2 separate regions of the Mus musculus genome follow, and region 1 is linked to region 2. The links are chromatin contacts, found by Hi-C or POLR2A ChIA-PET in ENCODE. All regions are on one chromosome and are shown on one strand. Each heading gives the region's core, a stretch centred on a gene start or an enhancer-like site at or near the end of the contact. The rest is flanking DNA. Distances are from core to core; before and after follow the strand shown. Region 1 holds the start of Ap2a2 (adaptor-related protein complex 2, alpha 2 subunit). Region 2 holds the start of Tspan4 (tetraspanin 4).

Region 1 (3,224 bases), core at 399-2,898, 87 kb after region 2:
CCTGATGTGGCACACTTGTGCGACACTTTATTATTATTTATTTTTGCTGTGACAAAAGCAAGCTAGGAAAAGGTTTTGTAGAAGCTCACAGTTGGAGGATATGTTCTCTCAGAATGGGAAGTCATGACTGTAAGAGCTCAGGCAGCTCGTCACATTGTCACCACAGCCAGGAAACAGATGAATGCTGTTGCTCACCCCGTTCCTTTTTATTCCGCTCAGGACCCTTACAGCCTATATTTATGGTGGGCCTCAATCAGACTAATCTAGAAACTTCCTGACAGGTGTGTCCAGATGTTTGTTTTCATGATGAGTGTAGTAGATCCTATCCAATATGACAACCAAGATTAACCATTTTTTAGACATGGCTCAGTGGGTAAAGGTGCTTCCTGGGACTCACAAGGTGGAAGGAAAAAAATTGACTCTCACAAAGTGTCCTTTGAGTTCCACATTGCACACCCCTTTCAATAAATAATTTATAATGAAATTATTTAAAATACTAACTATAGGATGGCTGTGGTGACTCTCAGAGTCAGTACAATGGAGGAGTCTGAGAATCTCCTGCAGTCTCATTCCTGTCTGGGCATAAGCAATGGGATTCCTATTGCCACCTGTCCAGCACTCCTTATATGGCCCAGAAGCATCTTTTTGATGGTGCAGACAAGCTGGAGGAAGTTTATTTTCTGGTGCTGGCTCTTTCACCTCTTAAAAAGTCAGGCAAATTCAGCAGCCTCACCAGAGATTTGGCTTATTATGTTCTCAGTTTCTTCCATCAGTCCTGGGACCTTGGTGGACTGCCTGATTTATAGGAGGGTCGTGCCTCTTATTCTCTGGACTAGGCTCTACCACATCTGTATAAAAGCAAGGGACAGAGAGTTCTGCCTAGTGGGTCTGGATCATGATAACCACCTTAGGTGTGAAGCTTCCTCTTCACAGAAGAGAGCTAGGGAAGAGCCACCATGATCTCCACTTCCTGGAGTGGTGGGCCAATCCCGCTCTTCTGCAAAATGGGTCCATAGGAAGGATCCAATGGGGCCACCTCGCTAGAGAGGGGAACAGGGGAGCAGAAGCAATAAGCAAAGGGGCCTGGATGAATGCTGAGAGGTTGTACTCCAGACAACAGTCACCTCGGCAAGAGTGGTCAGTCTAGCTTCAAGCCTCAGTTTCCCCATTTGTAAGGGAAGTAGGAACCTGGAGTAGCGCTTCCTTTTGTCCCAGTTTAGAGGCTTGTAAACGCCTCTCACTCCGGTTCCACGCCGGTGGCCTGGGGTAGGTCAGTCCAACTGCCAGGGCTCTGGGGCCGGTTTGCACAGGCAAAGGTTGACTGCTGTAGGTGCTAGTGCAGCCCGCTCCTCCCCTACACCCCTGTGTGACACTGGGTTGATCCCGCACTGGTGTCAGTGTCTCTGTCTAGGTAAAGCCGGGCTCACCCGTGAGAGCGAGATCGGGGCTACTCCGGTATACATTGGAAGGATCCTTCACCAGGCGGTGATACCAGGAGGTGTAGCGCCTGCGCGCTCCGCACAGCTCCGGTTCTCCAAGCAGCAATCCGGCTCTATCCCGCGCCACGCCCCCATCCTCCTCGTCCTCCCCCCGCCCCCCAGCACCGCGAGAATGCGCACGCTCTCTTGCACCGCCCGTCGCCGGGCGCGAGGCTCAGCGTGCGCGCCAGCGCGTGCGTCGTGCGTGCTCGCGCGCGCAGCCCAGCGAGCGGCGCTCGGGGGCCCGAGGCGGCTGTGGCTAGGCGGCTCCGCGCTCCAGGGCTCTTCGGCGTGACCGCCGCGCCCGTGCTGTTCTAGCCCGCCGCCGAGGCCGCTCCCGGGGCGCAAAGATGCCGGCCGTATCCAAGGGGGACGGGATGCGAGGCCTAGCGGTCTTCATCTCCGACATCCGCAACTGTGAGTGCCAGACGCCGGGCGGGCCTGAGCGGGGGCGCGGCCGGGGGTCCGCAGGTGCGGCCGGGGGTCTGGGGGGTTCGGCCGGAACGGGGAGAGGGGTGTGGGCCGGTGCGCGGGTCCGCTCAGGCTTGAGAAGGAGGGCTGTGGAGTGCAGATCGCGCGGTGGGGCGGGGGTCCCGCGCGGGCGCTTAGGGTGCAGAGCGCGCGTCCTGGGTGCACATCTGGCGGGAGTTGGTAGCCTGCTGCGGGGGGACCAGACTGGGGTGATGGTGGTGGTGTCCCAAGTCCTGACCCGAAGATGAGGTGTAGAGTGAAGATTCGTGCTGGTGAGTGGGGCAGGGTCCTGGAGGTGCAAATCTGGCAGTGGGGTTGGGGTAGGAGCAGAGATGTTAGGCAGAGATCTGGGGTGCGGACCCCTGGTAGAGTGATTGCATGTATGGGTTTGGACAGTTGGGAGATTGCCTGTGGGTGTTCAGACTGAGGTGCGGGGCTTAGGTGTCTTGAGATCTAGGTGTAGCGATGGGAGTGCGGGGCGCGGTGGGGAGTCTGTGGGGTTTGTGGCACAGTCGAGGGGTTTCCGGCCCTAGACGCCCCTCCCCAGCATGATGTCATCTTGGTCTTTCTAGTAATGGAGCCTTTAACCCAGCCTTTTCCAAAACAGCGTGGATTTCTCTTTGGGCGGGGATAGGGACACTATACGTCTCTCGGACCTGATTCAGGCGGCATGTTGGGCGATGATTAGATCTCACCCACTGCGATTAAAGTGACTCATTCCCCCAGGGAACCGGGAGCAGCCGGGTGTGGATGCTGGAAGCTGCGCCTGCTTCTCCGCTGAGCAGTTCTGTAGCCAGTGTCCCCTGGGTGGAAAAAAAAAATCTGCTCAAAGTGAAATGGGTCGGAAGGTTAAAGGTCAGGCAGGGCGGGTGCCCAGGACTTTGGCTTACAGAAACTTCTGAGGGTTATCAGACACCCCCTTACTGATGAGAAGAAAAGCCATTTTCCTGTCAGTTTATTTTTTTCTTGGTATCCAGCAAATAGCTGACTCCATGATTTTTGTTACTTTAGAGATTAATATGCTTCCTGAGGAATTTTGCCCAGTGTGTCGTCACACTAACACTTAAATTTATACTGTATTCCCTAAGACTGTGTGCAGGACCCCAGCTTGCCTGGGTCTGTAGGACTCTGGAAGAGGTAGATTTCTGTCCCTCCCTGCTCTGCAAAGATACAGGCATCCTTGGATCAGGGCTTACCAAAATTTTAGACAATAACATTCATAGTCATGAAGCATTTTGTTCTTTTCTTTTTCTTTTTGGTTTTTTCAAGACAGGG
Region 2 (3,400 bases), core at 76-2,575:
CCAAGCACTTGGGAGGTAGAGGCAGAGGCAGGTGAATTTCTGAGTTCGAGGCCGGCCTGAGCTACAAAGTGAGTTTCAGGACAGCCAGGGCTACACAGAGAAACCCTGTCTTGAAAAACAAAACAACAACAAAAAAAACAGTTGGGCCATCTCTCTAACCCCCTGTATCTCTGCGTTTGTCTCTTGTACCCAGGGTTATGGGCTTCCAGGGTTATTTGGGAAAGCTTAGGAGACCAATATCCCCTCATCAAGGAGTACAATTCCAGGCCCCACAGGTGGACTCTGACTAAACGCCATGAACTGGTTGTTGCTACCCCACAGGCTTTGAACTCACACTAGATTTAATTTCTCTGGGACCTAGACAGCTTGAGAGGTTCCTGCCCAAGTGAAAGAGGGTCCCAGAAGGCTAGCAGCTACTCATCAGAGCTGATCTAATAGCTGCTCATTAAGCCCCACTGACTTATGGCTTGTGCAGAGAAAGAGAACCCCTTGGTGTTGACATGGTGGCCAGAGGTCTATTTTGGGGGACAGTCATAGTAGTGAGCACAAGACGATGCCCACAAAGCCTGTCCTGCATTTTAAAGGGCCCACGAGGTTCGAAGTACATAAGGGGTAGGTCGGAAAGCAGATAGAGGATAGAGAGTAGGTCGACAGGGAAGAGACTTGAGGTGTCACCCACGGGAAGGATGCTTAGAAGTTTCCCAAAGGCCAGCAACTTGAAGAAAACCACCTTCCAAACTTCTGAGAGCCTGGGCGTGATATTGCACGCCTTTAATCCCAACATCCAGGAGACAGGCAGGATTTCGAAGTGTTTCAGACCAGACTGCTTTACATAGAGAATTCAGGTCAGCCACCGAAATCCTGCCTCGAAAACAAACTAAAGACTCACTCTTCTGGGAATACATCACAGGTCTGGGCTGGAGGACATCCAGTCTTCTCACTAGACCCCACAACCCCTGCCCTGCCAATTCTCCATAGGAAATCTTATCTACCCCCGGCCCAGGACACCTCAATTTCACTCCCGGTCCGCCGCAGAACCCTCCCCATTGCCCCTCGACTTCATGCCCCCAGTCCAGCCTTCCCGTCCTGTCCCATCCCCCGCGGCCCGCCGTCTCACCCCTCCGTGTACTCGGCCTGCAGCAGACCCAGGTAGGCTTCCCATTTGTTGCCGACGATCTTCCCGCAGGTGAAGCAGCGCACCGGGATGATCATGGCGGCGTCTGGCGTGCAGGCTGCCGGCAGTAGCTTTTCAAGGCCCGCCCCAGGCGCGCCCATAGCGCGGGGCTCATTACGCCCTAGCTCCGCCCCGTAAGATCCAGAGCCCCGCCCCGCATCTCCCTGAATCCCGCCGCAGCCCTGCCCCGGCTCCCATGATTACCCTGAAGCGGCGGTGTTCCTTGCTCGTGCCCACCCGGGGCTCCGAGAGCCTCCGAGCCCGCGGCAGCATCCCGGTCCCCCCCCTCCCGCTGTGGTGGTAGATCCCGGCGCTACGGCGTCCGAGCAAGGCCGAAAGGTCCGCGGCCGGCGGTTCGCGTTTCTCGTGTTGCCTTGACTGACAGCTGCTCCGCCGTGCGGCGGCGCGCACAGGTACGGCGGTTCTAGCGGGCTGGGGTCCCGCTGGCCGGATCGCAAGCCGACTGGAGCCAAGAGGTGGTTAACAAGTGGTGGTGGCGCAGCCGGAGAGCGGGCTGCCGACTGTCCACGGCCAAGGCGGTCTTCCCGCCTCCTGGCCCGGACTCCAAGGGGTCTCGGTCTGGAGCCCTTACCCGAGGTGCCCAGGCAGAGTCCGGGCCTTGGAGTTTGGGGCGTCCTTCTCTTCGGCCGCTGCAGAACCGTCGGCGGTACGGTGTCCCGAGCCCCGACGGCGGCCTCCCGCGCTCAGTACAGTCCTCTCCTCTGAGAAGGGTCTTTTCCTGGGGAGAGGAGCAGGGCGGTGGTCCGGGAAGGCGTCATGGAGGAGGCACCCTATGAACAGACCTTCTAACCTCTTTTTCCCGGGATATTTGGCTCAGACGCGGAGATTGCGTGCGAGACTGCTAGTGGCCACAGGTCTGCCTCACCTGGACGTGACTTAAGGACTTAAGGGAATGGGCAAGGAGCTGGTTTCTGGGGAGTGTATCACCTTGGCCGCCTTCTTGTGTGTTGGGAGCTACCCTTAGGAAAACGAGGCAGCTTGCAGTGAGAAGCTGGAGAAGTTCGATAGAGCTTGGGAAGTTTGAGATCTGGTTACAGTGAAGGCTCTGGGGGGTCCTAGACATTTTCCAGGTGCCTCTGGGAAACAAACGATGGAGGGGAGGTCGGGAGGGGTCTCCTGGGTCTTGAGTGTGGCTGGTCGGAGCCACTGGCCAGCTTGGTGGTTGTGCCCCCGATGTCACCCTGGACAGCCTCCCTGGCAGCTTTTGCCATCCCCCATGGAGCCACGTGCAGAGCCACGAGCTAGGCGACTTCCCGGTCCTGTCCCCTCCCCCCAACATCCTGCCCTGGCCAGAGGGGGCAGTGGGGGCCTGTGAGTCACTGTGGCCTGGGATCAGGCTCAAGATCTGGACTGAAGACTGCTGGTGGCCAGAGGTGAGGGTGGCAGGGGAGTGGGATAGGAGATGGTCTGTAGGGTCTGCCCTAGGGGATGGGGTGGAGGCCAAAGGCTTGGAGGAGGGGCTCTCAGTTCGGTCCGGCCCCTGGAAGACTTGTTTACTTAGGGAGAGTTGGGGAGTAGAAGCCTGTGCCAAGTTGACATTCCTGGAATTCCCGTGTGTGTGTGTGTGTGTGTGTGTGTGTGTGTGTGTGTGTGTGTGTGTGCGCGCGCGCGCGCAAGCCCACAGTTTCCAGTGGCTATCGTGGGTGGTGGCATCCTCTCCTCCCCTAGTTCCTGCTCCAGCTCCCTGGATTCCCAGAAATGGCCCAGGCTAGAGGACTCCAGGCTGTTCACCCAGACTTTGCTCATCCTGGAGTGCTGTGTGGGATGGGGGTGGAGTGGGGGGGGATATGCTGTGGGTCAGTTCTCTCCAGAGCCCTGGCAGGGATCCCAGGCTCAGCTTCTGCCCCTACTTCTACCGTTTCTTAACTCCCAGTGGCGGGAGAGAGATGTAGGATACTTACAGTCTCAGCTCTGCTGTTTCCCCACTGCAAACTGACCAGTGTCTGCCTAGCAAATGGATGCTCAATCTACTGTACAGGGTGGAGGGCGCATTGAGCGAGATGTGCTCATACGCAGTTTTTAACCCATTTGCCACAGTTCCTGCCAGAGGAGGGGGTCACTTCAGGGCAGGGGACGAGGAAAACCGATGATTGAAGTGTTAGCTGCCCGGCCCCTCCCACCCTGGGTGTTGCCCTGAAAACAGCCAGCCAAAAGAGGGTGCTGTACTGTGGTCTGGAGCCCTGGGCTCCAGCTGGCTCTACCCCT

Evidence for each region. A loop is a pair of places that touch in the nucleus more often than their neighbours do. ChIA-PET counts read pairs that join two places held with the same protein, here RNA polymerase II (POLR2A).
Region 1: POLR2A ChIA-PET joins it to region 2 with 10 read pairs in embryonic stem cell. The contact joins the promoter of Ap2a2 here to the promoter of Tspan4 in region 2. A Hi-C loop is called at or near these places in 1 of 37 maps with a recorded cell type or tissue (Patski). POLR2A ChIA-PET finds 5 or more read pairs at or near these places in 4 of 5 experiments (Patski and embryonic stem cell).

Annotation. Positions count from the first base shown.
Region 1 is chr7:141,560,532-141,563,755 of GRCm38, forward strand. It overlaps Ap2a2 (adaptor-related protein complex 2, alpha 2 subunit), which reads left to right and starts at 1,649. Exons shown (of 22, transcript NM_007459.3): 1 at 1,649-1,895. The coding sequence starts at 1,829.
Region 2 is chr7:141,473,911-141,477,310 of GRCm38, forward strand. It overlaps Tspan4 (tetraspanin 4), which reads left to right and starts at 1,326. Exons shown (of 8, transcript NM_053082.3): 1 at 1,326-1,587. It overlaps Polr2l (polymerase (RNA) II (DNA directed) polypeptide L), which reads right to left and starts at 1,243. Exons shown (of 2, transcript NM_025593.1): 1 at 1,118-1,243. The coding sequence starts at 1,212.